Regions from separate parts of the Homo sapiens genome. Here region 1 is linked to region 2. A link is a loop called in an ENCODE intact Hi-C map of the cell type or tissue named here. Cell type or tissue: CD4-positive, alpha-beta T cell. All regions are shown on one strand. Each heading gives the region's core, and the rest is flanking DNA. Links, peaks and the distances in the headings are about the cores only.

Evidence for each region. Peaks named below come from ENCODE experiments on the same cell type or tissue, not always from the same donor. Only the 100,000 strongest peaks of a DNase experiment are listed, where the experiment ranks them.
Region 1: it touches region 2 in a loop (4-fold over the local background); 2 of 110 quality-filtered maps call a loop at or near these places.

The regions. Positions count from the first base shown.
Region 1 is chr19:31,349,144-31,364,775 of GRCh38, reverse strand. The region is part of intron 1 of TSHZ3-AS1 (TSHZ3 antisense RNA 1); the gene reads right to left. It overlaps TSHZ3 (teashirt zinc finger homeobox 3), which reads left to right and starts at 15,340. Exons shown (of 2, transcript NM_020856.4): 1 at 15,340-15,596. The coding sequence starts at 15,557. LOC124904794 (a long non-coding RNA gene) reads right to left here and starts at 495. Exons shown (of 2, transcript XR_007067377.1): 1 at 1-495. RefSeq lists enhancers at 9,546-10,189, 11,132-11,631, 11,632-12,133. In CD4-positive, alpha-beta T cell, for the core only: a CTCF peak has its summit at 7,511 (motif pointing right); a DNase peak (open chromatin) is centred at 7,545; H3K27me3 peaks cover 2,500 bases.
Region 2 is chr19:29,722,470-29,738,101 of GRCh38, reverse strand. It overlaps LOC107985345 (a long non-coding RNA gene), which reads right to left and starts at 13,969. Exons shown (of 3, transcript XR_001753891.3): 1 at 13,819-13,969; 2 at 13,024-13,079; 3 at 1,721-2,755. RefSeq lists enhancers at 7,191-7,240, 7,361-7,410 and a silencer at 9,371-9,565. In CD4-positive, alpha-beta T cell, for the core only: a CTCF peak has its summit at 7,446 (motif pointing left); a DNase peak (open chromatin) is centred at 7,441.

The DNA of each region.
Region 1 (15,632 bases), core at 6,476-8,975, 1.6 Mb before region 2:
AGAAATGAAAACTTATGTTCACCCAAAACCTAGAGGTGCTTGTACATCGTGGCTTTATTTGTAATCACCCCAAACTGGAAACAACCCAGTTGTCCTCTAACTGATGAATGGATAAACAGATCTGGGTACATCCATGCAAAGGAATACTTCTCAGCACTGCTAAGACACAAACTTACTGATACATCCGACAACATAGATAAATCTCAAATGCATTACACTAGATGAAAGAAGCCAGACTTGAAAGGTGACATACTCTATAATTCCACATACGCTACACCCTGGAAAAGGGAAAGCTTTAAGGTGAAGAACAGATCAGAGGTTCAGTGGTTTCTAATGCGGGGGAGCTGGGGTTAAGGGCAGGCAGATAGTTTGACTACAAAAAGGCAGCATAAAGCAGTTTTGGGGGAGTAAGAAAACTATTCTAGGCCAGGCACGGTGGCTCATGCCTATAATCACAGCACTTTGGGAGGTCAAAAAGGGTGGATCACCTGAGGTTAGGAGTTCGAGACCAGCCTGTCAACATGGTGAAACCCTGCCTCTACTAAAAAAAAAAAAAAAAAAAAAAAAAAAAAAAAAAAAAAAAGCCAGGTGTGGTGCTGGGCACCTGTAGTCCCAGCCACTCGGGAGGCTGAGGCAGAAGAATCACTTGAACCTGGGAGGTGGAGGTTGCAGTGAGCCAAGATTGTACTATTGCATTCCAGCCCCGGCGACAAGAGCCAAACTCTGTCCAAAAAAAAAAAAGAAAAAAAAGAAAACGACTCTAAATCTTTTAAAAAAAATTTTTGAGATGGGGTTTTCCTCTGTCACCCAGGCTGGAGTACAGCGGTGCAATCACAGCACACTGCAGCCTCAACCTCCCAGGTTCAAGTGATCCTCCTGCCTTAGCCTTCCAAGTAGCTGGGGCTACAGGCACATGCCACCATGCCCAGCTAATTTTTAAAAAGTTTTTTGTAAAGATGGGGTCTCACTATGTTGCTCAAGCTGATCTTGAAGTCCTGGGCTCAAGCGATGCTCCTGCCTCAGCCTCCCAATGTGCTGGGATTACAGGTGTAAGCCACCACCACACCTAGCCACTGTTCCAAATCTTGATGGCAGTGGTAGTTATGTGATTTTGTGCATTTGGCAAAACTCAGAAAACTGCATCCCAAAAAAATGCATTTTATTATATGCAAATTAAAAAATGAATTTAAAAATATCCTATAGGCTTGGCAGTAAGCATGGTGGTTGTTTGAGGTTGCCTCCTCCCCATACAGTACTCATTTTGTCCTACTAGGAGTGCTCAGTAAGGCGTCAGGGCATGGCATTCACTGCAGATGCCTCCTGCTTCATGGACGTGGCCCCTGGAAACTGAAGGGTATGACTTAGATTACATGGGTCAATGAAAAGTTTTCTATTATTCTCTTCCTTGTGGAATGTGGACAAAGAAGCAATTAGTTCCACTCGCCATTTGTGGTCCTCTTGAAATCATAAGATAAAACACCTTGAGGATGAGATTATGCCGAAAACGAAGCGAAGAGTAAGAAGGCAGAGCAAACTGGCTTCCTGTTAATATAATGGAGCCATAATCTACCTCTTGCCAATTTCCTTAAGCCAGTGTGAGCAGGGGGTCGTATTTCTCACAGATAAAAGCATCCTAGGAAATATAGTGAGAGATGTCACTGAAACATTTCTGATCTGATCCACTGTCCCAAACCAATCTGAAACAAACCTGGGCAACAGAGAACTTGGGTGAAATAATGTGAAACATATATGCAACGGATAATGGCAGGACTTGAACAGGCATCTCACAAATAAGGCATTCCCGATCACCACGCAGATATAAAAAAGGTGCTCAAACTCATTAGTAATCATGGAAATGCAAATTAAACACAGTGAGACAGCAACCACAGCCGCTAGATTAGGAAACATTACAAATACGAAGAAACATTGCTAACAATATCATAGGCTGGCAAGGATGTAGAACAATGGGAACTTTAAAAACTGCTTGTGGGAGTGAAAATTGACACAATCATCTTGGAAAACAGTTAGAGCTGCAGATATGCAAACTCTGACCAAGCAATCCCACCCCTAACTATATATAAATAGGAGATATTCCCCATGTGAGTTATGGCATAGGAACAAACATGTTCGCAGCGGCATTCTTCATGATATCCAAACAATTGGGGGGAAAAAATCCTAATGTTTTCATGAAACTAATGTTTTCATAGTCTAGAACCTTGACCATGAACCAGCAACACAAATCCACATGGTTAAGTCCGAAAAACAATGCTGAGTAAGAGAAACAAGACACAAAATAATTCATACAACATGATTTCATTTATGAACATGACCAGGTATACACATCTAAATATTAAAACTACAAAGTAAGGCAAGGAAGTGATCATTACAAAAATTAAAAATAGAGGTGGCCTCCAGGAGAGGGGACTGGAATTGGGAGGTGTCGGGGGGTTTCAGGTGACTGAGTGTTGTGTATGCAGGTATTATTTAAACCGTACCTATATGATTCACACATTCTTTTACCTTTTGATGTATCTCACACACAGAAATGTAGGAAGACAAAAATCAGATTGCAGGGAAATTCAGAAAACCAGTCTGAAGCCAGGAATGTGCAATGAATGACCCTAAATCATGCATTCTAGAGGATCTGGCCCCAAAGAGAGACTATCTGGATGGCTCTACAGAGTGGTCACAAGCTTTGCTTCGCTTCATTATCATTTAATCCAGCCAAAGGCCTGTTAAAGGCTTTTGCTTTTAAGTAAAACTTGTCTCCTTTTAAAAGTGCCAATTTTTGGTGCCCTGTAATCCCAGAACTTTGGGAAGCTGAGGCAGGTGGATCACTTGAAGTTAGGAGTTCGAGACCATCCTGGCCAACCTGTTGAAACCCTGTCTGTACTAAAAGTACAAAAATTAGCTGGGTGTGGTGGTGCATGCCTGCAATCCCAGCTATTCGGGAAGCTGAGGCAGAAGAAACGCTTGAACCCAGGAGGCAGAGGTGAGTGCAGTGAGCCGACATTGTGCCACTGTGCTTCACCCTGAGCAGCAGAGCAAGTCTCTGTCTAAGAAAAAAAAAAAAAGTACCAATTTTCTCTTTTAAGTTTAATAAGAGTGTTAATCTTATAGAGTTCTCTTACTCATTTTTTTACACAGTTTAGATCAGATTTGTTCTCTACATGAGTCTATAGAGACTTAAGGTGAGCTACTCTATCCAACTGTTCCTTATTTGCCCGGAGAGCCTTTATCTTAAAAACTCAGTCATCAGAGCAAGAAACATAGCAGACCACAACCCAATGCCTCTTGAATAAGTAAAAGTATTAACACATCTTCCAGAGTCCAGGCATAAACTTCATGCAGTTTCCTTGTAGAAAATACCTTCCTGCTCTTATTTGAGCCTATTAACTCTACTCTTATTTTAAATATAAATCTAACATGCTCAGCCATCTGTTTCCAAGAATACATCAGCTAAGGAAGGTAAAAGTGAAGAAGGACTGCTCTAGCCAGTGACAGTTAAAAAGCTCACACTGTGAAAGAAGAGAGAGGAAAAAAACCTCTCAATTCTCCTAAGCTTCTGGAGGCATTTATTGTAGAGACAGCAATGAAATGTTGAATTAGAAATTGACCCAACCCCTTCTGTAAGAAATCAGGAATAAGTACAGTGCACCATAAATAATTGCCATCAAATATTTAGCAAAATGTGTTCAAAAGAGTAAGTTTAATATCTATTTTCCTGCAAAGGATAAGTCATTTTGTGAGAAGGCTAAAAATGTCCATTGAATCCAAGTCCCAATGAGTATATGTGCATGCATAGATACAAATATGTAAATACATATGCACAAGTACATGTACCTGTACACAGACATATATGGGAAAATATTCACTTATTGTGCGTGTGGCCGGGGCGTTGGATCCCATTAAATAATTCTGGATTTGGTTGGAATTCACCCCGTTAGCTGAACAATTCCGGAACAACTGCATCCTCAGCACAAAATGACCTTTTCATCAAGTTACAAAACATTAAAGGTTAAAGGATGTTTGAAAGGAAGTTAATACTTTTAAAACATTGGGAGAATGGCCATCTTTTCAGAGATCTGACCAAAAATGTGAAGGAAGCATTGGACGGCCTTTCTGGCAGTTATTTGCGGGCGGGTGTCACACGTTTGCACTGCCTGCTCCTGCTGAAACCATGAATGAACCTACCTCCTTAGGAAATGAGATGAGATGGGCCTGTGCTCCGCATAGCACAGGAGCTCACGAGAGGACTCCTTAGCAGGCTGGTTCCTAATTGCAAGTTTGAAGTCACATTTCTTCCTCTCAAGAGTGGTGATGGCAAAGAGAGCAAATCAATGAGACTGTCAGATTTTCCCGCCTTCTATTTTCCATCTGACCTGGATGGTGCAAATTCCAGTCGCTACTAACAGGGAAAATAGAAATATCAGTCACCAGACCCCTTCCTCTAATGAGCTCACAGAAAGGCCCGGAAGAACCTGACTTATCAGCCCTGCAAATGCCCAATCTTCCCAGAAAGTCAGGTGGACTGCATGCTGCCTTCAGCCATTCTCTCCTGTCTTTCTTTTTCACCACATTCTAAGCACCTGCTTGTAATCTCAGGTGCATCCAGGCTCAGCCCAAATATAAGCCTTTATTTTCAGGGTGGTCTGGCCCTGTGGCCACCCTGCACACCAACTTAATGGGGTACCATTTATTGGACAACTAACATTCTTCACCAAGCTCTCTGCCAAGGCATGGACACACATAATCCCAGATGAGTCTCACAAGTGCCGTGGGAAGTAGACTCTACTGTGACTTGCCCACGGGCACACGGCTAGTGACACAATGCCTCTTTCAAACTCTGGTCTGACTCTGAAAGCTTCCAGAATGTAGTCCCAAAAACCCATGGGTTCAAGGGGCATCTCTATTTCTCTATTTTTTGTTTTTTTGAGACAGGGTCTCACTCTGTTGCCCAGACTGGAGTGCAGTGGCACTATCTCGGCTCACTACAGCCTCAACCTCCCAGGCTCAAGCGATCCTCCTGCCTCAGCCTCCCAAGTAGCTGAGATTACAGGTGCATGCCACCATGCCCAGCTAATTTTTGTATTTTTTGTGGAGAGAGGGTTTTGTCATGTCACCCAGGCTGGTCTCAAACTCCTGGACTCAAGTGATCTGCCTGCCGCAGCCTCCCAAAGTGCTGGGATTACAGGCATGAGCCACCACAGGGTCCATCCAAGGCATCTCCAATTTTGATGGAAGGTTTCCACAATGAATTCCTACTTGGTGTTTAAGATGGAGAAAGCTGTCCTGTTTTAGAGATGGAGACAAGGTTCAAAGAGAGGGAGTGACCTGCTCAGGCTCACTGGGTTACTTATGGGCCAGAGGCTCAGCACCACAGTTGGAGCTTGCATTCCCCCGCAAGGTACCGCTTGCTGCACATATATCCATCTGCGGGGCACACCCACTGTGGGTGTGATCCTTACAGTTACTCACTGATACCTATCTCCTCAGATAAACTGACTAGCTTCACTCTCTTGGTCCTTCACCTGTCATTTACTTCCTCATTCACCGTGCACAGTTCAGCTGAGATAGGACTGTATGCACAGCTGGATGACAGCCAGCCTTCTACTTCTTTCCTGCTTTCACTGCTTACCTTCTTGTCCCTATATGGGCTCTAGATACAGCATCCTCAAGGTGGAGAAAGAGAGAGAGAGAGAAAGAGAGAGGCTTGCATTTCTGCACATTCTAGACAGGAGTGACTCTTTAACGAATTTCACTGTTGGAGGAAGACTCTGGTCCATTTTCAAGTCTCAGGTGAGGCCTGAGGATGGGGAGGAGGAAGGAGGGCTCCCGGGTTTCCAAGATAGGTTTCCCTGCCCTGTCGTATAAGTTGACTCAGCCATCTAGGAAGGGTCCTACTCCTTCCTTAGGCCTCCTCCTGATGGGAACCCCACCCCAGGTCCTAAAATCAGCCAGGATGGAAGATTCTCTTAGAAAGTAGAGAGGCCCCTTTTGTACCTCTGCCACCAGCTGTTTACCCCATGCATTCCCATCAAGACTGGGGCCAGACCCTCTTCTCTTCAGCCAACACACTCCTCAAAACTCCAAACGATATAAAAGCCTTCTTAGGAATTAACATCCTTTGGGCAACATACTTTGAAACTATTGATAATATATATAAGGTGATTGAGAGTAAAAATTCACTCTCTCACACATGTGTGTTCAGCACCTACTCTTTCCGCTGTGTGTATTTACACACAGTTAGTGAGCCAGCCTGGGCCAGGCTCTGAGTGGTCCTATCCCCAGGTTCTCCTTGGTGAATGGGCAGGGGAGACTGGCTGCAGATGAATGACTTGCTTTGACTATGTCTGGGGAAGAGGTACTGAGAGGGCTGCTGACTGGAGTGCCGACCACCTCCCGCAGACCCTTTTGGCTGGTAACAGAGATGGGGATCGAGCATTCCCAGAGATAGCTAGGAACCAACTCCAAGCCCTGCTGAGCTGGAGAAAGAACAAGGTGTTCAGCATCCCACAGCAGAGTAAAGAAAAGCAACTGCACTTCTAAAAATTCTGCTTTAAAGGCAAGTCCATGTGGTGCTACAGTAGCTCTAACAGGCACAGCCTAGGGATCTGGCATGGGATGGAATATGGGGTGGGGGAAGGGAAGAGATGATCAGCGGACAAGAGACATCCACTGTTCTTTGGCTCCCATGCAAAAGTCCCCGTTGAGTCAGGACCTCCAGGAAGAGCTGGGCCTGGTTCTGGTGGAGTCAGAAGTGGTCTCATCACCGAGCCAATCTCCCCCATGTGAATCTGCCCTATCTTCCTGGCTGAGCACCTACCTAACCATGGCCAGCGCCTTATGCCTTATGTATATCCCTTTTTGCCCCCTCACTGGAGCTGCCTTGAGGCCTGGGTGCTTCTTCCAGAAAGCATTTTCCCAGGTGAGAAGTTCTGCCGTCTGAAGCCAGCCTCCAGGCACTGCCTGCCCCTGCCTAGGCTCCCACAGCTTACCCAAGGTTTGGGGCTCCAGGCAGGGTGCCCTCCAGAGTGCCCTGGCCTGTGAGGGTGCAGGGTCGTTGGCTCAGGGCAAGATGGAAAGTTTGATATATCTGCTCCACCATTTCATTATCAGAGGGCCTTTGGGAAAGCTGGCCATGTGGTCTGCGGTGGGCAAGAATCTTGTCTTAAAGCTAAGTCAACAAGAGCAAATACACGTTTTTAACTTAAGTGATGGGTTTGTTAGGGGAACCTAGAGAAGGTGGTTGGGCGAAGGAGGCTGGAGCCTTTCTGAAACCCCTCCTTGGGGTCACCATCCACTTCTGCAATCCATCAACACTTTTAAGGGCAAGAGGCATGCGGAGACGCTGCTGTACGCCTAGTCAACGAGGCCAGCCGGAAAGCCTCCTGGGGCCGCGAAGCACCACCCAGACCCCACCATCACCCCTCCCAAACCCCCTTGCATCCCAAACCCCCAACCCCCCATCTCGTCTTTTGGGCCAGAGCGGCCGCCCGCGCTGTCCCGCCTCCAGAGGGCGCTGACGGAGAGGTGGTAGCGCCCGCTCCCGCCGCCGCGCCAAGGGGCAGCCCCAGGGACTCCACCCCTACTACCGCCACCCAGCCTAATTTGAATATTTCATTGGCTGCCGCCAGTCTGGTCAATTTATCATGCAAATGTGGGTGCCCTCCGCGCCAGAGAGGAGCCATCGCCCGCGCAGGAAAGCGGCGCCCGATTGGTGGCCGAGACAGCGGCATTTGTAATATTTTTCTTTGGGCATTAGAGTCATTTACCAATGCCATCCCCGCAACTCCAGGCACTGAATCACAAGCCACTTAAAGGGTTTTATTGGCAGCTTCGAAACTTCTTAACATGCTCTTTTATTTCAAACCAAGTGTCAACCTATTTCTGACCTCCCTCCCTTCCCCTCACCTAAAAAAGCTGCAAAAAACTCCAAACTACTTTGTTCCCTCACTATTTGCACGCGGTAACAGCCTCCGTCTTGCCACAGGTAGAAGGACTGGACCTGTTTGGGGCTAGCACTTGGTAGACCTTAAATAAATAACCTTTGAGAAGTCTTATAAAGGTGGAGGAGGGACTGTTGGAAGAGAGGCACACAAAAAGAAAACAGAAAAAGAAACGAAGAAAGAAATGGGGAAAAGAGAAGAGGCGGCAGAAAAGGGAGAAGGCAGAATTTAGGACTGCTCTGCAAAGGAGGAAAATCTTGGTGTTATCAAAGCCCTGGAGATCAGAGACTACCTGCATGCTATATTATCTAACCCTTCGGGCCACCATGTCCCCAGTCACCCTGGCCCTCCTATTGCCGAACTAAGGTGATATCCATCAAATTTCAAGAAACAAAAACGTGAAAGAATGAGGCCCCCAGAGTGTTGTCCCTCTCTTTTGTACCTGCCCTGCAGAAACTTAGGCTCCGTCTTCCCCGTTTGTAAATTGTAAATTTAGGGACAAACACAAAACCCTAACGTTGAAGACAGAGGAGAAAAGCAATGTAGGAAAGAAGAACTGGGAAACGTGATTATTCCTGGTCTTGCAAATTCCCTGGCCAGTTAATGAGGTCACCAGCCTCAGAAAGCTGGGCTATCTGGTCGGCTAAGACCTGGTGGAATCCTCCTCCTTCAGGATTCCAGCATTCAAAGAGCTGGGGTTCAGAGCCGCATCAGGTTGCCCACGTAATGATTCAGATACCTGCAGTGCGGGGCAGCTGGCGCAACCACACGGGAAGAGTTGGGCACCCCTGAGCTACAACTAGCAAATAGCTGCTCGCTCCCGACCAGGGGTGAGCCCCTAGGTGGCTGCAGCTATCTCTAGTGTAGGGATCCCCCCACCCTTATTTTTAGCTCTGCTTAAATGGTTTCCAAAAATCCATTTCACCCAAAGTGGGGTGGCGGTGGGGGTGGGGGTAAACCACGCCACGCTGCAGCGAGGAATTCGTGAAATTCCCAGCGCAACCCAAGTCGACGCGTGGGATTTGATAAAAGGGCATTTCGCCTGGAGTTAAGCGCTCCAAACTGAGTTTAATGTGCATCTGTCCTCCTTAGACTGAAATACAAAGACGTTTTATTTTCTTTATTTAATCTTCGCTCTCCTAAAAAAAAAGTTTTTGAAAGTTCCGTAGATGATTGAACGAAAGAGAATGAAGGAAGAAAGAGGTATCTGAAGATGTGAGACTCAGAGCACTGGAAAGCTTGGGGAGAGGGGAGGGAGCAGAAAATCGCCATCTCCTGTCTTGGGAAACCCGAGAAAGTGGCCGCTATGACTCACAGGACCAGAAGGTGGGTTTCTAGGCAGACCTGGTTTCCCTCTCCCCACACGCCTGTGATAACCGTACTCCTTCCTTCCTTCCCTCCCTCTTTTAGGTGTATTGTTAAGTGGGTCTTTTTTTTTAAGGTGTTTATAACTGCCTGGAAATCCTAAATCGGAAAAAATGAGGCATTGGAGAGGGGGACCTGCAGGCTGTGGCTTCCTAGACCAGGTCGGCTTCCACCCCAAGTTCTCCCGAATCGAGTGGTGCCCAGGAGTTAAGGGTGGGCCAGACAGGGGCACCAGCTTCCACCCTGCTCTGCCCTGGCCCCGGCCCCGGCCCCGCACACTCAGGCATCAAAGCTGCCCCGGGAAGAAGATCGAAGGCCCCTTTGCCTTTCAGTCAGGCGGTCCTCGTGGAAAACGGCAGCGGCATGCAGTGGACACAGTCTGCAAAGTTGAGCTACATCTCTGTGCCCCAAGCCACAAGAAATTTACGAAGTAGCAAGCTATGCCTGGTTGGAGGAGGGCTGGGAGTGCGTACTCTGGTGTGACAATGCGTGTGTGTGCGCCTGTTTTGGGAGTCGGGGAGGCACTTCACCTCCCCCAAACCAATTCTTGACCTTGGGCCAAGAGAAGCCCCCTACTTCTCTCCAAAGATTGTACTCCCACCCCCAGCTCCCATCCAGGCACACCTGACTCAGCTCTCCTGAGGCCCCACAGAAGTGGTATTAATATACTCTTCTGATTTTCGAAGGTTTATTTCACGTCAAAACTGGAAAAGTTCTTGGGAGAATTTACAGACAAAACATCTGGTTCGTTAAAACAAAGCTACCGGTAAAAGAGAAACAAACTTCGCCGCCGTGTAAATGCACTTTTAGCAAACAATTTACCACCTGGCGAGGGCCAGGGTCCCTATCCTTCCTGCTTGGGCAGGGGCTGAGATTCCGGGGCCCAATTCCTGGTTCAGGTGTGCAGGTGGCAAGCTTCCCTGAACCCAAGGCACCTCCTCGACACTGCCTAGCCCAGAATGTGGTGTGGGGAGGCGTGAGGAAGGCGAAAAACCCATATGCCAGCATTCCAGGTGAGTGCAGGCAGGAGGGCACCCACCTGGTGCCTCTCTCCCCTGGTGCTGCCCAGCCCTGGGCTCCCTAAAAGCCTACACCTTGGGCAAATGCCCTCACACTTTGAAAGGGGGTACAGCCTCCCAGAGGGTACTACTCAGAGTGCCCAGTCCCTCCAGGTGGCCCAAGCCTCCCTCCGAGAACCTCTCCAACATCAAGGCTTAAGCCCTGGGTGCCTGGGACCTGAGCCCACTCTAGCTCCTCATCTTGTAATGGTAGCTTTGAAGACAACTTCTTTCCCTTAAGTCTTTTCCCTCAGTGGCCACCCCAGATAAGGACAAGACTTGGCCTTCTTTGGGTCGAGTTGTCACCTACTGCCCTCAATCGCCACCTTAAACACAACCTCGGCTGCCTCCCGGCGGTGGTTTGGCTACTCCTTTCTGGCACAGACTTCGTGACTTTGTGTGGTGTGTTGCGAGCCAAGTGCCCGTCCCCACAGCACACACCTGTTCCTAGCCTTGCCTGCATGTGACTTTTTTCTTTCTCTCTCTCTTTTAAAAACTTATCCGGGCAGAGCTCCCGGTAGCTAAGGTCATGAATGATCCTGGGGTGGGGCACAGGTAGCTCTGGGGACAGATGTCCCGATTTCCTTGAGTTCAAAAAGTCTGAGGCAGATTTCTAACCCCTGACCTGAAGCAGCTTCATTTGGGAGCTTTTCTACTGATTTTCTACTGATTACATAGCACCACTATGGAGGAGGAGCGGGATTCCACCGGGCCTGAGGTGCAATCGTGGGGGTCAGCACTGCCTTCATGGCCCTGGGGGATGTTTGGGGATCACAAGGTTACCACCCAGCTATTGGGTGAGCCAGCTGGCTGCCATGCGACTGCCAGTTTCTCCAATGGACATTTGCACCTCGGTGTTTCGGTGAGTCGTCCCACCGCCTTTGCTCATTTTTCCTCCTTCTATTTTTAGGGTTTTTTTTTTAATGTTCCCGGAAAGGCGGCACCTCCCAAAGGTGGGGACATCTCACTGGCCTAGGGGCTTACTTTTCAGAGTGACTCAGGCGGGTAGAAGTTACTAGGGCTGGCAGGGCCAGAGCCTGTTGTTTTTCAAAGATAATCTGCAACTCTGAAGAGTGGGGTGAAAAGATTTCTACACAGTGTACATTCTACAGAATTCTAGTTTCTCCGCGGGCGCAGACTTTTCCGCCCTCTAGTCTAGCGTGAAAACAGTTCGACCACTGGATGTGGGCGGCGAAGCCCGCACCCTAGAGCGCGGTGTCTCCCTGCAGGAGGGAGCTCCAGCCCGCGCCGCCGCGGCCGCTTCTGGCCTCCTCGGGAACCGAACCGAGCATACCTCAGTGCTCTCCTAGAAGCGGCTCCTTTTCCCCTTCTTACTCGCGAATGGCGAAATGAATAGCCGCGCGGGATTTTACCCGTTTGTGTAGTGGACTCTGAGGGGGCACCAGGTACCGAGACGGAAATCTTTGCGGTAAGAATAAAGTCAGGTAAAACGCCTGGTACAGCCGCCCTGCAGATGTCCCAAGAGTAGGTCCCCCGTACACTCTTCCCATTAAGTTCTTAGGGGGAGGACAGGGAAGGCCCTTTGGTCTGGCTGGATTGATCAGGGAGGTATGCGCATATGTTTGCCCTCTGGACATTTGGGGAGGGGTTATGGGGGAGTTGAAGGCAAGAGGCAAAATCAGGTAGAACAAACAACTACAGCCAAGAGCGGCACTCTCGGGGAATGGGCACACGGAACTCCGCGCAAACCTCTGGCTTCTCAAACCTACAGCCCTGCCCTTTCTCCCTTTGTAAACAAAATGTGAATTACAGACTTACTGCCATCCAGACACTATTTCTCCCTAAATCTGGCCCTTAGTTCTCACTGGGATCCACGTTTTCCTCCGCTCTCCAGCTCCTCTCCATCAGGCCATGTCACACACAGCAGCCAGGCGGGGCCAAAAAGTTTTAGCGCGAGACCTCCTGGCTAAAACCTGGCCAGCGACCTCGACAACACATCCTAGGCCCAGGTGAAGGGGGTTTAAGCCCTTGCATCCAGGTAGCTTCCGGTTCTGCAGTGTGCTTGGTGCGGATTTGGGAAGTCTCCCTTCCTTCTCTCCTAGCCACACCCAGCCCACACAAGGGCAGAGAAAACCTGGTGGAAAATAATGACTCGGGCGACACTGCCCCTCTTCCTTCAATTCCATCCCTACAATGGTCTGCAAAACTATTCATGTTTGGGGGTCCAGATATTAAGTGGGGGTGGGTACATGTGGCTGAAAGAACACAGATTAGGCCTTCAGGCTGTGCCAAGCCAGGCCGGGGGCCTTTTTGCGTGTCCCGACATGGCAGTATGGTTGCTGCGTGCACTCCGCATAGCCCGTGTTGTGCGTGGCGGGCTGTCGCTGCAATGTGCAGCCCATTGACACTGATGGATGCGCCAATGGTTGGACGGACAGATGTTAGGGCGGATCGCACAGCGCTCGGCGCCTGAGCGGGGGAGGGCCAGGCAGCGACCCAGCGGCGGCGGCCGGCTACGCGGAGACCCGAGTTCAGGCCGCGGCCCGCAGTGGGAGGGGGCCGAAGGAACAGAGGTTTGCAAGAACAGCGAGGGGATGGAAAGGAGGAGAAAAGCGCGACCAGGGAGAACTACACGCTTCCGTGTGCGGCGCCCCGCGCTGTGCACACGCCGCACCGGGCGCGCCTAAGTGGGAGCTTCGAAGGTGAGCTGGGAGCCGGCGGGAGCTGACCCCGTGCGGCGCAACCCGCCTCCAGGCGACAGGAGCTCAGCGCGGCCACCAGAATGGTGAGGCCGCCGGCGGTGTCGGCCAACTCACCGTTTCCTCGCTTGCAAGAAGCGTTTCACGCTCCACGGCCGCGTCTCCCCGGCCTGGAGGAGTAGCGGTTCTGGCCTCTGCGGCCGCGGGCACCCAACGCGCACGGCGCCTCAGCCCCCGAGTCCGCCAGCCCGAGAGCCCCGCCGCAGCCCGCCTCGGACTCCCTGCCCCGCCTGGGGTCCGTACCCCACAACTCCGAGCGCTCCTGCGCGCGGAAAGGCGCTGGAGGCGGCTTTATAGCCGGGGAGGCCAGCGGCGGCGCATCTGCATCCTGGGAGACGTCTGGACCCAGCCCAAGCCCGCAGGCTGGGCGAGCGGAGACTTTTGATCTTACCGTGTGGGTGAGATCACTGTCTCCCGGTCTAAAAGAAAAGAAAGCATGCTGTGAACTTTTGAAACAAACTTGCAAAAACAGTCGTAGAGAAAAAATAAAAAGGACACAGGGCAGAAAAAGAGGGAGAAAGAGACTAAAAAAAGAAAAAGATAAGGGGAGGGGGAAGGAAGGAAGGAGAGAAGGAGGAAGAAGTCTGGGGTTTGCTGCTCCAGGAGCGCTCAGGCAGCCGGTGCTGGAGCGCGGGGCGCCCGCCCTCGCCGGGACTGTCGGCCTCGGGGCCTGCGAGAGCGCCAGAGCCCCAGCCGGCGCGCCCGGGCGCAGGGCCGCCTCGGGGATAGTGGGCCCGGAGGCCGCCCCCGCGCTCCAGCAGCCGCCGCCCGGCAGCGCCCGGAGCCGGCCCCGGCGCGGCCGCCCCATTCCCGGCCTGAGAGCTGGCCCAGGGAGACGCAATCGAGCCCGCAGCGCATCGATGCGCCGCCGCCCGCGCCGCTCGGGCTCCGGCTCCCGCTCAGCCGCCGCCGCCCGGGGGTCGCCCGCATGAGCTCCGGCCCACCCGCGCCCTCACCGCCGCCCGTAAGTGAGCCCGCGTCGCCCCGCCGCCCACGCCGCCCAGCCAGCTCCTTCTTGCCGCGGCCAGTCGGCCGGGCCGGCCCGGAGCCTCAGCGACCCCGATCACCAATCAATAATCAATCCCTCTAGTCCAGCAGCCCCGGCAGGCCGGGCGCGGGACACGGCGCGGCGGCCCCCTAGGCTCTCGGGGGGAGCCCCTGGCGGGGGATGGGCAGGGGAGCCCGGTTTCCTTCTCCCGCCCCCGTCCCGCCCTAGGATCGGCCCGCGCCGTGGATGGGGGGCGCGGCCCGGCTCCCGGGGGCGAGGGGCGGGGTGGAGGGACCCTGATCATCCCAAAGTCAGGAGAGGAAACTTGAAGGAACCCCCTCCCACACCGACCCCCGGGACGGGCCCAGGAAAGTTTGTCCGGGGAAAAAAAATTGGGGGAAGTGGCTACGGCGGGTCCTGGGGGAGGAGCTGGGTGGCGCGGGGTCTGAGGGCTGCCCCCACCCGCCCCGGCCCGCGCCCGCCTCCTCCCTGGAGGGGGCCTGCCCGTGGGCTCTGGCTTCCCCGGGGGACGCCAGCCCCGGCCCGGGGACCACGCTGGGGGCTCCGGAGTCGGCGGGTGGAGAGGAGTGCGAGCCGGGTGGGGCAGCTGGGGGGTGGCTGGGGACGAACGCTGGGTGGGAATAGGGGTGGGGGGTAACGAGCGCCCCGGGACGGGCTCGGCGGGGCTGGCGCCGCGCCCCCGCGTGTGCGCACGGGGCGGAGGCGGAGGGGCGGCACCCCTTTCGCTGGCGGGGCGGGGGTCCCACGCGGGCCTGGGGCCGGGGGCGGGGGCGCGGCGCCCCCGCGGGCGGGCGATTGACACGATCATCTCCTTTTCCTTTAAGCTTGCCTGTTGCCGACGCCGCCGCTCCAGCCGCGCCACGGGCAGAAGACTGGACCGCCGAGCCCCGGGCCGCGGCGGCGGCTGCGCGTCCCCCCGGATGCCGTGACCCCCGGCCTAGGGGCGGGGGCCGGGGCAGTACCGGTCCGGGCCGCTCCCGCGCTCCTCCTCCCACCGCTCTGCCCGCCCTCTCCCCGCCCCCCAGCCCCGAACCCCGCGCACCTCGTCTGGGGACGGGGCGGGGGGGGGCAGGGCCGCCGCTCCTCCCCGCCCCCTCCTCCTCTGGCCTCTGGAGCGATTTGTCAAACTTCCCATTCCGCCGGCAGCGCGGTCCTCCTCCTCCTCCTCCACCTCCTCCTCCTCTGCCTCCTCCTCCCCCCCGTGCTCCTCCCTCCCCGAGCCTCCCTCGCCCGCCCTCCTTCTTCCCTCCGCACGTTCGGGGTTCGCGGCGGAGCGCGGCGCGGGGGGGACGCGGAGAGCCTGGGCGCAGCAGCATCCTGCGGGCGGCCGCTCTCCGGGGGGGAGGCTGAGAGCAGGCCCGCCTCGCCCCCCCGCGGGCCCGCCGCCCCCTCCCTCCCTGTCCTCAGCCCGGCAGCGGCGGCGGCGGCGGCAGTGGCAGTCGCCGGAGAAGCATCATGCCGAGGAGGAAGCAGCAGGCGCCCCGGCGCGCAGCAGGTACGAGCCGCTTCCCCTTCCTTCTGCTCTCCTCCT
Region 2 (15,632 bases), core at 6,507-9,006:
GCATAGGAAAAGCAAGAGGTGACCAGACAGGAGGTGCAGAGGAGGGCAACCCCAGAGCCAGGCGTGGGCTCAGTACAGCCTGAAGTTGCTTCAATCATGGTATCCAGGACTATTTCCAGTTCCAAGGGGGGGCCTCCAGGAAGCTGCTAAGCATGCGGTTAATCCTCAGGTCTCCTTGCCCGTCGGGCGAGAAGGAAGTTTTGGCTGCTCAGGAAGGTCTGTATCCAGGAGAAAGGGCACTGACCACACAGGCAAGAGGGTCCCATTCTGGGAGATGGTACCTTTCTCACTGCCCGTGGGTAGCTTGGGCCTGGGCAGCAAACCTGGGGCTTGTGGCTAGCGGCTGAGCTTGGGACCGCTCAGGCTGGTGGGAGGGCTGAGGTCTCCCCATGCTGTCGGGGGAGCCTAAGGGAGATGCTTGCCCTGGCCTCCCAAATTCCAGTAGAGAGAGCCACATGCAGAGACTGAGGGTGCCGTCGGGAAGAGGTGCCCCATACCTTATTCCAGCCTGAGTGCCTGCTGTGCTCAGGACCTGCACACCCTTACAGAAGGGTGGCTGGGGAGCTCATCAGAGGGCCTGGCATGTGGTCCTGGGAGCCGGGGGCTTAGAGGCTGACATGGATATAGTGACAGGGGCACAGTCTTTGGTATAAAGGTGGAGGACACTGAAATGTCCCAAGCCAGGAGGCTGGAAGGGAGTGCGAGGCGGATTAGCCTGGGCAGGAAAGACAGGGGCACACCCACCCCAGTTCCCTGCAGCCCTCTGAGGGGGTGTAGAGAAGCATCAGCAGCTCTCGAGGCCCCGGGGACGGGACATGGAGGCTGGGGAGGCACAGAAGCCCTGGAATGGGGTGTGTTGATGAGAGGACATGAAGGCTTTAATGCTTCGTGGGGCCAAAGGGATCCCAGCTTACCCTTCAGCGAGGGCATTAAGGTATAGAAGGGGCCAAGGTGATGCTGACACACTGGCCCCAGTAGAGACTCCCTAAGAGTTGGAAACAGGGAAATCCAACCTCCAATGACTGAAGGCAGTACTTGGCAAAACTAATTTTACTTTTTACATCAATGAGATGAGATGCAGTCACAGACATAAAATTCACAACCCAGAGCTGACAAACTCACCGTAAGATGGCAGCTATTATTATTGTCTCAAATTTCAAGCACTGACACCTTTTAAAAGGCCCCAAACTTCACTTAACACTTGTTGTTTGGAACCCTAAAATTCAAGAACTGAAGGTCGCCCAGGAACCAAATAGGAGGAGTCCGACTACAAAATTAGAAGAGACAGATCAGGGAGACTGCCGGCCCTTTACAAATTCTCCATCCTTCTCACCTATCACCCTTCAATCCCAAGACAGGTCAGCAGACTCCATGTGGGGCTCTGAGTCCAGTAAGCACAACTAAGCCAGGCAACTTCTTTTATTTTTATTTTTATTTGAGACGGAGTCTCACACTATTGTCCAGGCTGGAGTGCAGTGGCACAAACTTGGTTCACTGCAACCTCCACCTCCCAGGTTCAAGCGATTCTCCTGCCTCAGCCTCCTGAGTACTGGAATTACAGGCATGTGCCACCATGACCTGCTAATTTTTATATTATTAGTGGAGACGGGGTTTCGCCTGTCTCAACCCCCAAGTAGCAGGGACTACTGCGCCTGGCCACGGGCATTCTCTTATACAACCACAGTTCAATTATGAAAATCGGGAAATACCGATTGATGTGGTATTAATAAATAAATTTATTTATTTTGAGACAGAGTCTTGCTGTGTCATCCAGGCTGGAGTGCAATAGTGCAGTCACAGCTTACTGTAGCCTCAGCCTCCAGGGCTCAATGAATTCTCCCACCTCAGCCTCCCAGTAGCTGGGACCACAGGCGCATATCACCACACCTAGCTAATTTCTTTTTCTTTTTCTTTTTTTGTTTTCAGTTGAGATAGGGTCTCACTATTTTGCTCAGGCTAGTCTCAAACTCCTAGGCTTAAGTGATCCACCAGTCTCAGCCTCCCAAAGTGCTGGAATTATAGGCATGAGCTGCCACGCCTCGGCCTTGGGTACTTTTGAGCATACTTTGCATGCATACAGGCTGTCTCGGGATAGTTTGCACAGCACACTGGTGCACTGTTGATGACATTATGCTACCAGCATATGACACAAGCACCCCGGATGTCCTAGGAAGAAGACACGTGCAAGCCAAGGGCAGGGGCTAAAGCCCAGAAACATTCAGAGGACTGGCACATTGGCAAGGTTGTTAGGGGACCCAGTGGTCTGACACATGCCAGGACAACCCTTGTAAAGGAAGGCACAGGCAGTGGCAGCTTTCCTTCAGCTGCACTAGGGAAGAGGCACAGTGCTGGGTGCACCACCTGGGACATTAGAAGTAGCATACTTGCTGATACTTCTCCCATACGCCTATTAGACAGCTTGGGAGACTGCCACTCGGAGTGGAGTCTAGGGCAAGAAACGGCTGGCCAGGAGGTCTAGGCTGTGAGAGGATCTGCTCTTCCACTCAAGCTGCACAACCCAGAGGAGCCAAAAGTAGCAGTCTTAGAGTCTCCTATGATGAAGAAGGCTGCCATGCCAACCCTCTGCAAGCTTCAGTAGGAGAGGTGCAGGGTAAACCTTTAGCCCTTGGGAGTGCGGTGGTGCCTTCTGCTGCCGAGAACTCACCTCAGTCTGAGACTAGCTCCTGCCGTGCAGTGGGTCCTCGCAGAGACTCGGAGACTACCCACAGGACAGTGAGTGACTTTGTTCCTGGAACTGATTACAGTGAGACCCATTAAGCCATAGATTGGGAGGACACAACAGCAACACATCAGCAGTGAAAATAATGCATTTGAGCTGGGCACAGTGGCTCAGCCTGTAATCCCAGCACTTTGGGAAGCTGAAGAGGAATAATAATAACATGAAGATGCATAATATGTTAATGCAATATTTTAAAGAGTTAAAATTAATACAAAAATCCATGATGAGCAAAATATTAAAATTTCAAATAGAGACAGGATCAGTAACTGCTGTGCCGAGCCATATTGGTGTCTGAGACAAAAGGAAAAATCAGTACTACTGACCTATGGAAATGGCACTAGCGTGCCAATCATTGGACTTACGTTAAGGTCTGCCAAAAAGCCTCTCCTGCAGAGGAGGCACCTAGCAACTGGGTGGACAGGATGGTTCATCCTCTGGGCATCAGCCAGCATCAGCCACCCCACGGCAGGGGAAATAGATAGTTCCATGAATGGTGTGGCCATGGTGGCAAAAGTCAAGGGAGGCATGAGCCCAACACAAGTTCCCTCTTGCTAGAGATGACCTGGCTGCTGCCGCTACTGAATGCCCTACCTGCCAACCACATGGACTAATAATGAGCCCTCAAGATGGCACCATTTCACAAGGAGATCAGGCAGTCACAGTGCAAAGTTCATTATATGAGACCCCTTCTGTCATTGATGAGACAGCGATGAGTCCTAGCAGAGTGAACACCGACTCTGGATATGGATTTTCCTTCCTTGCAACAGTGCCTTCACTGGCATCACCAACAGAGCACTTACGGTCGTCTCTGATTTATTGGCAGGGGATTTGAACAACACTGCCTCAAGCCAAGGGGTCTGTTTTACAGCAAAGAAGCTATGGCTCCAAGGTTCCTCTGGAAGCAGCAGGCCTACAAGAACATCAGGATGACCTGTGCCAAGGCTATGCCAGGGTGAAAGCGTGAGCCCACACCCTGTATAATTGGGATACTATCCTTGAAACTGTGGTGTACGTGCCTTACCAAGAGCAGACACATGGTGCTATGATCCCAAAAGCAGAAAGACATGGGGCTGGAAACCCAGGGGGTGGCGGGGGGAGTGAGATCGGCTGCTCTCACCATCACTCGCAGAGACCACCTTGAGAAATGTGTGCTTCCTGTGTCCACAGCTTTGGGTGGGGCTCTAGCAAATTCGACGTCTTAGTTCTTGATGGGGGAGGAGGAGCGGAGAGTGGACTCCTCCACCAGGGAACATCACCAATTCTACAGAACTTGAAAATACAAATACTCCCTGGTCCTCTTGGGCTTCTCAAGTCAGTGGGCCAGAGGCAATTAGCAACAATTAGGATAACGGAGTTTCTACATGCAAAAGAATGAAGAGGTAGCCCCTACATTATACGGTATAAATGTTAACTCAGCATGGATCAATGACAAACATCAGAACTCTTACAAGAAAACATATAGGTAAATCTTCACGACCTTGGATTTGGTAATGGATTCTCAGATACGACACCAAAAACATGAGCAAAGAAAGAAAAAGAGACAAATTGGAATTCATCAAAACTAAACACTTTTGTGCATGAAAGGACATTATCAAGAAACTGAAAAAACAACCGATGCAATGGGAGAAAATATCTGCAAATCATATATCTGATAAAGTTTTAAAATCAAGAATATATAAGGAACTCCTACAACTCAATAACAAAAAGACAACTCAATTAAAAATGAGTAAAGGATTTGAACAGATACACATCCAAAGAAAATATACAAATGACCACAGGAAAGTATACTCAACATCGCTAAACACTAGGAAAATGCAGATCAAAACCAAAATGAGATACCACCCCACACCCATTAGAATGCCTGCTATATATTAATAAAAGAAAAATGAAAACACGATAAACTAAAAATAACATGTATTGATGAGAGTGTGTTGGTAAGAAATTGGAATCTTTGTGCACGGTTAGTGGGAATGTGGAATGGTGCAGCCAGCCTGGAGAACAATATGGCAGTTTCTCAAAAAATTAAACATAGAATTAACATAGAATCAGCTACTCCACTGCTAGGCATATACCCTGAAGAACTGAAAGCAGGACTCAGAGACATCCATGCTGATGTTCACTGCAGCATTATCCACAAGGGCCCAAAAGTGGAAACAAGCCAAGTTGCCATTAACAGGTGAATGAATAACAAAATGTGGCACGCCTTGTACATACAATGGAACATTATTCAGCCATAAAAGTGCATGAAGCTTTAATACATGCACCACATGGATGGACCTTGAAAACACTATACTATGTAAAATAAGTCAGTTTCAAAAGGACAAGTATCATATCATTCTACTTGTTTGAAACATCTACAAGAGACAAAGTAGCAGAGAAAGTAGGCTAGTGATTACTAGGGGCTGAGGGGAGAGGGGATGGGGAGGTGTTGCTTAATGGTTACAAGGCTTCTGTTTAAGGCAATTAAAAAGTTTTGGAAATACATAGTAGCAATGGTTGTCCAGCAATGTTCATATAACTCAGGCCACTGAATGAACATTTAAAAATGGTTAAAATGGGCTGGGCATGGTGGTTCACGCCTGTAATCCCAGCACTTTGGGAGGCCAAGGGGTGGGTGGATCACCTGAGGTCAGGAGTTTGAGACCAGCCTGACCAATATGGTGAAACCCCGTCTCTACTAAAAATACAAAAATTAGCTGGGCATGGCTGCGTGTGCCTGTAATCTCAGCTACTCCGGAGGCTGAGGCAAGAGAATCGCTTGAACCCAGAAAGTGGAAGTTGCAGTGAGCCAAGATCGCGCCCCTGCACTCCAGCATGGGCAACAAGAGTGAAACTCCGTCTTAATAATAATAATAATAATAATAATAATAATAAAATGGTTAAAGTGGCACATTTTATGTTGTGTGTATTTTACTGCAATAAAAAAAGTACTGATTAAACTGGCAGGAGAAACTAGTTCTGATTATTGCAAGGAGATAGAGTTGTTTCTCCATGAGGGATGGATGAGTATGTTTGGGACTCAGGAGAGTCACTGGGCTGTCTCTTAGTATCTTATTTATTTATTTACTTATTATTTTTGGAGACAGGGTTTTGCTCTGTTGCCCAGCTAGAGTGCAATGGTGCAATCACGGCTCACTGCAGCCTCAACCTCCTGGGCTCAAGCGATCCTCCCACCTCCGCCTCCTGAGTAGCTGGGACTACAGGCATGTGCCACCACACCTGAATAATTATTTTTCTTTAGAGATGGGGTCTTGCTCTGTTGCCCAGGCTGGTCTCAAACTCCTGGGCTGAAGTGATCTGCCTGCTTCAGCCTCCCAAAGTGCTGGGATTACAGATGTGAGCCACTGCGCCCTGCCTTCTTGGTGAATCTTGAACCTGCAATTAGATAAAATAGGCAGTCACAGCAGCCAAGGGCCAACCAAGACAAAGCTCAGGAAAGACTCAGAAACTGCAGGGGGGAAGGTGTGGTCACCTCACCTGGCACACAACTTAAACAAGCCAAAGTGCTGGCCAAGAGTGAGGGACATCTGGAGTGGTAGGTGCAGGAGGGAGACGATGAATAGCAACTGTAGTTTCATTCACAGTAGGATTTCCGCAGGCCTCCCCCTTGAAGACCTGGTGACAGGTTGGATTTGATGCAGGGCATGCCTGAGTCTCAGCGGTCCAAGAGGGAGATGATCAGACAATCACGGGCACCGCCTCGCATCCTCCTGGCCTCCGCTGATTCAGCTATGGCAGTGGTGAGCAGTTTTGTGCAAGCTTCAGCTCATTTGGGCCTCACAGCACCTTGCCTCAAGCATGCTGTTTGCTTTGGCCCCAGGGCTTCCTGAATGCTGTGGCATGGGATGGCAGAAAGAGCCCATTCAGCATGCAAACATATGTTCAGCCCGAAGGTACGGGGGTTACCGTTCCCAGGGAACTCTCAGCAAATGGGGGAGAGGCAGAAGATTCTGAAAGGTCTTCTGTCTACTCAGCAGTCCGCGTGGGACCGAGCCCTGGGTGCCTGTAGAGGGGACCAGCCTTGGTAATCCACCCTTGTGTTGGCTTGTCCTTCACTGTGTCACCTTCCCTGTTTCCTCATCCTGCTTCCTAAAATTGCCTCCAAACTCCACCTTCCCTCAGAGAAGGACTGAAGTAGGTAAGTGGAATTTAGTATCAGGTTTGTAAGGGTGAGATCGCAAAGTACTTAAGATACAAACACAAAGTGTCTATCCTACAGACCTGGGCTCAGTCCTTTTTTTTTTTTTTTTTTTTTTTAGACAGGACTGGAGTGCAGTGGCGTGATCTCGGCTCACTGCAACCTCTGCCTCCTGAGGGTTCAAGCAATTCTCCTGCCTCAGCCTCCCGAGTAGCTGGGATTACAGGCACCAGGCTAATTTCTGTATTTTTAGGAGAGACAGGGTTTCACCATGTTGGCCAGGCTGGTTTCGAACTCCTGACCACAAATTATCCACCAGACTTGGCCTCCCAAAGCACTGGGATTACAGGTGTGAGTGAGCCACTGCACTGGGCCACAGCCAGTGTTGAAATTCCACATAATCACAGACTAAGTTAAAATTTCAAATTAAACATATCTGGATAATTTCATCATAGCAGAAATGGTGAAGGGGTAAATTCTGGCAAAGTGACACGCTCAGTTTGTTAGGTTACAATCGGGAGGGCAGCGTCTTGAACGCGCTCCGGCGCCCATGGTCCCTGGATTTCCTAATCTATAGCACCCTCTAGTGTTAGCTTTGCTTCATGTCCAGAGCTCAGTGGTAAAAGCCTGAAATTCTGCCTCTGCACAAACCATGCTAAGTGGAAATTTGTGACAGAAGAGGCTCCTTTTATTGCTTTTTCTCTAAGGAGAAGTCATCAGGTGCTTAAATCTTTGGAAATAAATTTGTGCCACCTGTATGTTTAAAATAAAGTATCATGCTTTATGCTTCATTTGTTCTTCCAACAAGTAATTGTTGGGGGTCCCTGCGGTCTGCAGAAGGCCCCATGTTGGAGCAGGAGGTTTTAAATGAAAACGCTGCACATTTTCACAGATGAACAGGGAAGGAGGGTGTCACGCCAATGTCCAAACGGGGAAGTAGTTGGCCGGTGCGTGCAGGGGAGAGAGCTGCCACCGTTCCCCCTCAGTCCCACCTCAGAATTCATCATCCTACCTGGCTCGGAAACAGATTTGGGGAGCATAAGCTCTCTTTATAGTTTGCCCCACAATCAATTTCAGTGCATCTGTGCAGAGTGACATGAACTGTCCTAAATGTCTTCTAAAATAAAAAGACACCTTTGCCTCACTCGGGGCTTCGCAGCATTAAATGTACTTGGGTTAAAGGCTTCAGCGTACTCCAGTGGGGGCGCATCTTCCTACACTTTGGATAATTCATATGCATGAGAAGACATCGTCATTTTCGGTGCAGTTCTGAAAGGAAGTATTAAGGGCGAGAATTTGATTTTAAGTGAGGGAAGGGGAAAAAAAGGTGTGAATTTAGCTCCAGACTCTGCAGAGGATGAAAGAAGATGTTATATTTCTGTTTGAGACGTTGCAAATCACTCTAGAGTGCCCTCTGAACTTCTCCCTCAGCCCACCTGTCCACAGAATGGCTGGGATTCACTCCACTCTCCAGGATTTACTGTCACCTCTCCCATCCACAGTCTTTTAGGAACAGACCATCTCAGACAGCCCCTAAAGTTACCGCATGGACAACAAATTGTTCTGCAAAGTGATAGCATAGAATGCACCAAAACATCTTGAAAGAAACTTACTCAAGATGTGCTTGTTTCCTCAAGATGATATTTTATTTGTTTTAACCGGCAGTCTTGTGGGTATATATGTCTATGTTTAGCCAAAATGAAAAATGCTCCTAAAATAAAATCTCAGAAACTTTGACCAGAGTGCTTGTATGTTCTAAGGGGGAAAGAGTGTTGCATAATTCGTTACGGGGGCAGACTAAACCTTCCCTCCACTTAGAAGAGTGGGGCTGGGTGTGGTGGCTCATGCCTGTAGTCCCAGCACTTCGGGAGGCCAAGGCAGGAGGCCAGGAGTTCAAGACTAGCCTGGGCAATACAGGGAGACTCTGTCTCTAAAAATAATTTAAAAATTAGCCAGGTGTGGTGGCATGCACCTGTAGTCCCAGCTACTCAGGAGGCTGAGGTGGGATGATCACTTGATTCCAGGAATTCCAGGCTGCAGTGAGCTATGATTATACCACTGCACTCCAGCCGGGGTGACACAGTGAGACCCTGTTTCTAAAAAATAATTTAAAATAAAACTAAGTAGAAGAAAGATGGGCACTAAGCCTAAAAATTTGACCTCACTAAACATAAGGTGTTAGTTCAGAGCTCTGGACCCCAAAAGCTGTGGCCTGGAGTGGGTGAGTGTTTTATTGTCCCTGATATGGGAAAAGGAGTCCAGGAAGAGGCTGGTCCACAGATAAGAGAGTAGCAGGAGACCCTGTAAGATGCTGAGAGCCTGGCTGGGCCCAAGTAACTCTCAAGAACCAGGAGGTCTCAATATTCCCTTCCAGGCACCTGGTGAGCCACGCCGCTACATTGAACCCTCACTGGCCACTGTAGACCCAACAGTCAAAGTCTGTGGCACCAACACCTTGTGTTATAGAGACTTTGGGGAAGTCCCCGAGAAGGTCTGGAGCTCCCAGTTCATTTGGGCCAGGCACACTGAACAGAGGGAGGGCTGGAGGAGCTGAGGAGGGAGGCGAGGAGGCGAACCCTGAAGAATCAGGCTTTAGAGGCTCCTGATCAGGAGAAACGCACAGGTGGCTCTTACCACCTCTCTCAGCAACCTTTAGAGATTCCGGGCTGGTGTCTGCTAGCTTAAAAATCACTCATTTAAAATAATTAAAAATCATTTAGAAAAGGAGGGCTTTATTTCTCATATAGAGTTACAACCTGCAAGGCAGCCACCCTGACTGGCTAAGAAGTGTAGTCTCCAGTAGAAGCCAATAGGCAGGCACTTTGAGGAAGGGTGGGAGGGGATAAGACAGGAATTCAAGCTGAATGGGTTGGCCAGGTATACATATTCAACGGGATATAGGAAGAGCTATGAATATTCTTGGAAGGAGGCCATACACATGTGTGATAAGCAAACATGCATGTTACACACATCCCATGTTCACCTTGGAGTGGAGAATACACATTTAAGTGTATTACAATCGGGCTGTAGACGTCAAAAGGTGAATCAGGGACATGAAGGCATTGCACAGCCTCTGTAAATGGGCAGAACCAGGCCATGGTCAGTGGTCTCTTATCAGGAGAAAGTTACTGAATCAGCCTCTTGTCCAATCAAAGCTGCAGTTCTGGCTGGTGGAACGAGGGTCAGTTAGTGTCTGGCAGCGGGCGAACTGCAATTGTTTTAATATTACCTATCTCCAAGCCATTGGCTTGTTTAGCTGCTAGAGAAAAAGAAACCCCTTGCGGCAGCTGGAAACTAGTTTATTCTTTAAGTGTAGGGGTGTGTGACTTAACCCTTCCCTGATATGGCCCTTAGGTCCTGGTTATGATTTGGTATCTTACTGTCACAGAGTCCATTCTGCCAGTCTTATGACCTCTATTTTATTTTTATTTTTTAGAGACAGGGTCTCAGTCCATCACCCAGGCTGGAGTACAGTGGCGTGATCTCGGCTCACTGCAACCTCCACCTCCCAGGTTCAAGCAATTCTCCTGCCTTAGCCCCCTGAGTAGCTGGGATTACAGGCACCCACACACCCGGCTAATTTTTGTATTTTTAGTAGAGAAGTGGTTTCACCATGTTGGCCAGGCTGGTCTCGAACTCCTGACCACAGTTGATCCTCCCACCTCAGCCTCCCAAAGTGCTGGGACTACAGGCGTGAGCCACTGCGACCACCATGACCTCTATTTTAACATGAATGCTGCTCATTTGTGTTTAAGCCACAAAAGGGAGTGGGTAGAGCGGGGTGTGTCTGACCTCCCTTCCCATCATGGCTGGGAACTCTGTGGTTAAGTTTCCTCTGGGGTCCCCTTGGCCAAGAGGGGGTCTGTTCAGTTGGTTGGGGGGCGCTGAGGATTTCATCTGTAGTTCTCATGTTTCACTGTAAGTAGACTGAGGGCTTAAATCACTTTTATTTGTTAATGTTAAGGGGGACGTCCATTAAACCTGAAAGACTTGGGGACACCAACAAGGCTGATAGCCATTAGATAATTATTATTAATGACAGTCATTAGTGATACCAATTATGTACCAATCATTCCGGGCATGAGAGCTACAGGGATAAATAAGACATAACAGCCTCCTCCCTTGTGGAGCCTGCCTTCTGGGAAGGGGGAGTGTTGGTATTCCATGAAAGTGTGACAATATCAAAACAGGCACAGTGGCTCACGCCTGTAATCCCAGCACTTTGGGAGGCAGAGGCGAGTGGATCACTTGAGGTCAGGAGTTTGAGACCAGCCTGACCAACATGGTGAAATCCTGTCTCTCCTAAAAATACGAAAAATTAGTCTGGCATGGTGGCGGGTGCCTGCAATCCCAGCTACTTGGGAGGCTGAGGCAGGACAATTGCTTGAACCCGGGAGGCAGAGGTTGCAGTGAGCTGAGATCGCAGCCATCGCACTCCAGCCTGGGCGACAGAGTGAGACTCCTTCTCAAAAAAAAAAAAAAAAAAATCTTATTTTTTGTCTGTTGTTCTACTAACAGGTTTGGCTTGCAGGAAATCTGCAATGCCTGGGACATTTCAGATTTGCAATTTAGGGAGGACCAGGGTGTACAGACCTCCAACCTTGGCACTCAGAGCTTAGTCTCCTCCCTGACTTTCCCTCTTTTTTTTTAAATTGCTTTGTCATCCAGGCTGGAGTGCAATGGCACGATCATACCTCATCACAGCCTTGAGCTCCTGGACTCAAGCGATCCTCCTGCCCCAGCCTCCTGTGTAGCTGGGACTACAGATGTGCGCCACCATATCCAGCTAATTTTTTATTTTTGTAGTGACGGCTCTCTATGTTGCCCAGTCTGGTCTTGAACTCCTGGCCTCAAGCGATCCTCCCACCCCAGCTTCTCAAAGTGGTGGGATTACAGGCGTGAGCCACCAAACCTGGCCTGTACTTCCCATTTGGCAGCACTGTCTCGATAGTATTGTAGCTCTGGTTGCTGTGTTCATGCATACACTTACGTTTTCTTTCTCTGAAAAGTCAGGGATGCCAGAAGGGGACCTTATCTCTCTTGGCTACTGTTCTATTCCCCAGTCTGAAGGGGGAGCTGGCACTGGGAAGGCCCTGAGTCCATGTTTGTTGTCTGGGAATACCATTAAAGGTAACTGACCACTTTTGTTTGCATTGACTAGAAAGACAAGAAATGATGGCTTTAGCTGTATAATACTCTCCTCCTCCAGGCACTTGCAACAGCCCTACCAAATCATATTAATGATAATCACTCATGGTAACCAGTCTCTGAGTTGGACCCAGTGATCCATGCCTACCAGCCTTCATGCCTCTGTGCAGTCCCAGCCACATGGACGAATGTGTAGGGGTGTTGCAGTGATGGTGTGCAACCTTTAAGCCAGATCATGAAGACGCTGTGGCTTCTGCTTGGTTGTTTGGATCCTTCCCTCTGGAGGATGCCAGCTTCCTCATCAAGAGGACATTGGAACAGCCTGTGGAGAGCCCCACATGCTGAGGCACTCAGGCCTCATGGCCAACAGCCCAGCCACATGAGAAAGTGGTCCTCTGGGAAGCACATCACCAGGCCCAAGCACCCCTTCAGATGACTACAGCCTCAAGAGAGGGCCCAATCTAGAACCGCTCAGCTACAGCACTCTCAAATTCCTGACCCTTGGGAGCTGTGAGAGAGGACATTGGTCTTAAGCCACTAAGTTTTGCATTTGATATGCAGCAATAAATAACAACTACAGTGATACTGATGTTGTTCCTTAATAATACCAATTAGTGATGATTTCTTAGTCTTTTTTTTTTTTTTTAAAGAAATGGGGTCTTGCTATGTCTCCTAGGCTGGAGGGCAGTGATGCAATCATAGCTCACTGCAGCCTCAAACTCCTGGGTTCGAGTGATCCTCCTGCCTCAGCCTCCCAAGTAGCTGAGACTACAGGCACAGGCTACCACACCCGGCTAATTTTTAAATCTGTTGTAGAGACGAGGTCTCACTATGTTACCCAGGTTGGTCTTGAACTCCTAGGCCTTCCAAAGTGCTGGGATTACAGGTGTGAGCCACGATGCCAGGCCCCACATTATCTTTTTTAAAAGATGCAATATAAAACCTTAGCAAACAGTGTGCTCGCTTTGCAAATGCAGCTTTAAGAGAAGCCCCTTACCTTCCAATTGCATCGTTGCCCCCGAGTCCCTCCTACGCGGAAATCTGGTGCTTTCACTGTAAGAAAAGCAGGCATAAGAAAGTGAGAGGGTTGAAGTTCTATTTATTGCCACAGTCAAAGGGGGCAGCCAGAATAAACGCAGGGTTTCCGGGGAGTTAGCTGTGGAGCGCAGCAGAAAGGCCGCTGGGGTCTGGCTGGGAGGACAGATTTCCTTGGCGCGCTGTGCAGCCTTCCCAGAGGATGGGAGCCGGGGGGGATGGGGGGCGAATTATTTCAATAATAAAGGAAAGGAAGATTTTTATTTTAGGTCAATAAAACAAAAAACTCGACCATAATTCGTTAATTTTATTGAAATGGCATGCAAATTACTTGATGAAACTTAGCAGAAAAGCGGCTCGGTGCAAACAACGAGCATTGTTTGGGAGCGCGTTTCCCGTTGGTCTCAAATCCACATACAATATTTCCTTAGTGCTTAATTATTTCCCCACTGCTCGCGTCTGCAGGGCTGAGCCCTTTGTCTGGCTCGCTTTGCACGCGGCGGGCAGCAAGTGCGGCGCCCTCCCCCGCGCCCGGCACAGATGGGGCCCCGGGGCCTTTGTTTTAGGGGTGGAGCGACAAGATCTGTAAAGCGGGCGCTCCAGGCTCGGTGCACGTGCTGCGGGCGCGGGGGTCCCCAGGCCACCGTCCCCTTCCTTCCTCCGCCCCATTGTCTGCCGGCGTATGGGAAGCCGCTGCGCTCCTGCCGTGCGAGCGCTGTAATCTTTGAGGTTTCTGCAGATTTGTGGAGGAGCTTACTTGACAGCAATCTCTTGGCGTGCTCAGATCACTCTGCAAGCCTCTGGCACACGCAGGGCCGCCGCTAAAGCAAGGGCCTCTGGTACCCCGGGCCTGCCCCGCGCAGCTCCCCCTGGCAGCTCCTCCAGCAAAGCACCTCAGCACCGAAAAATAAAATCCTACGGCGGGGATTTAGACCAGAGAGGAGTGAGGGTTTGGGGCCTGGCGCCTGCTTGAGCCTCGGGTAGGGGAGGGTCTTCCTTGGCTACTGGGTATGCTGTGGGCCCACGCTGCACCCCTAAATTCCTGACCCACAGGACCTGCCAAAGGTAATCCATCGCCCCAAAGTCACCCTATTCGGGTGGGATCTCTGCTTTCATAACAGAGAAGGGTCCCAGCAAGGGGACTGAGGAATGAATGTGTGCAAAACACTGGTTTCATTCTGAAGTCAGAAGTGTGGTTCCCCCATGCAGCTGGAATTTTGCAGGGACGGCCCGGCTATAAGATGGGTAATGCATGTAGAGTAGGAGGGAGGGCAGACCCCAGAGACCCCACCCCACTGCAGGTGAAACGCAAAAGAATGCCTTGCAGATTCCAAGGTGCCCACTCTTCCCGGCGCTCCAAACTATCAGGATGTTTTCCGTGCTGGAGGAGTCCCTGACATTTCCTCCTCTCTGATTTTCGCCATATTTACAACGTGTGTGTGTGTTTACCTTCCTGGACTTCCCTGCCTTCCAAAGGCGCTCTGCACCCAGTGCAAATGCCCTCACCCTCAGGGCCCTCTCAGGTCTCCCCATCTCTGCCAGCCGTGTGTTAAGCGAAGAACAGAGGCTTGAAGGCCAAGAGCCCTAGATTTCTGTTCTGATTGTGTTACTGACAGTGTGATCAAGGGCAGGTCCCTTCCTCTCTCTATTTTCGGGGTAGCCTAAGAAATCGTCTGAGAACTGGAGGGGCTCTGTCTAATCGAAGACTGTGACTGCGGAGCCTCGGTTCTTTGCAGGGCCCAGAACCCGCCCCTCCATCAGCAGTTCCAGACTCTGAGCCTGGGAGCGTGCATTACCAGGAACATGGAGACACGGTGGCTACACGTGAAGGTGGGTTCTGATGATGCTAGATTGCTGTGGGCAGATATTCTGGGACTTCTCAGAGCCCTGAAATCCTTCCTTTGTGGAAAAGTCAACTGGGCCGAAAGTTGGACCTGATGTCCAAGATTTGAGGGTCACCCTTCCCCACGGGTGGGGTCTCTTGGAGGGGAAGACCTTCACTGTTGGAGTCAGCAAGCCCATTCCTGAATCCCAGCTCTGCCTCTAGCAGCTGCGGGTGTCTGCAGCCTCTAATTTAACCAAGAAAATCTCCAGCCCCCTGCTTTTCAAGGTGGAGCTACCACCTGAAATAGGATGTGACCTAGCCTGAATGTGCCTAGAAGTTTCAGCTCCTCTGTTTTCATGATCACTAGTATTAGTGTTTCATGATCACTAGTATTTACCTTCTCAAAATATAGTTTGTCAGCCGTGTGCCGTGACTCATGCCTGTAATTCCAGCACTTTGGGAGGCCAAGGTGGGTGGGTCACTTGAGGGCAAATCGCTTGATGTCAGGCGTTCAAGACCGGCCTGGACAACATGGCGAAACCCCGTCCCTACTAAAAATACAAAAATTTGCCAGAAATTGCTTGAGCTTGGGAGGCAGAGGTTGCAGTGAGCCAAGATTGTGTCACTGCACTCCAGCCTGGGTGACAGAGCGAGGCTTCGTCTAAAAAAATAAAAAATAAAAAGTTAGCCAGGCATGGTGGTACACACCTGTAGTCCCAACTACTAGGGAGGCTGAGGTAAGAGAA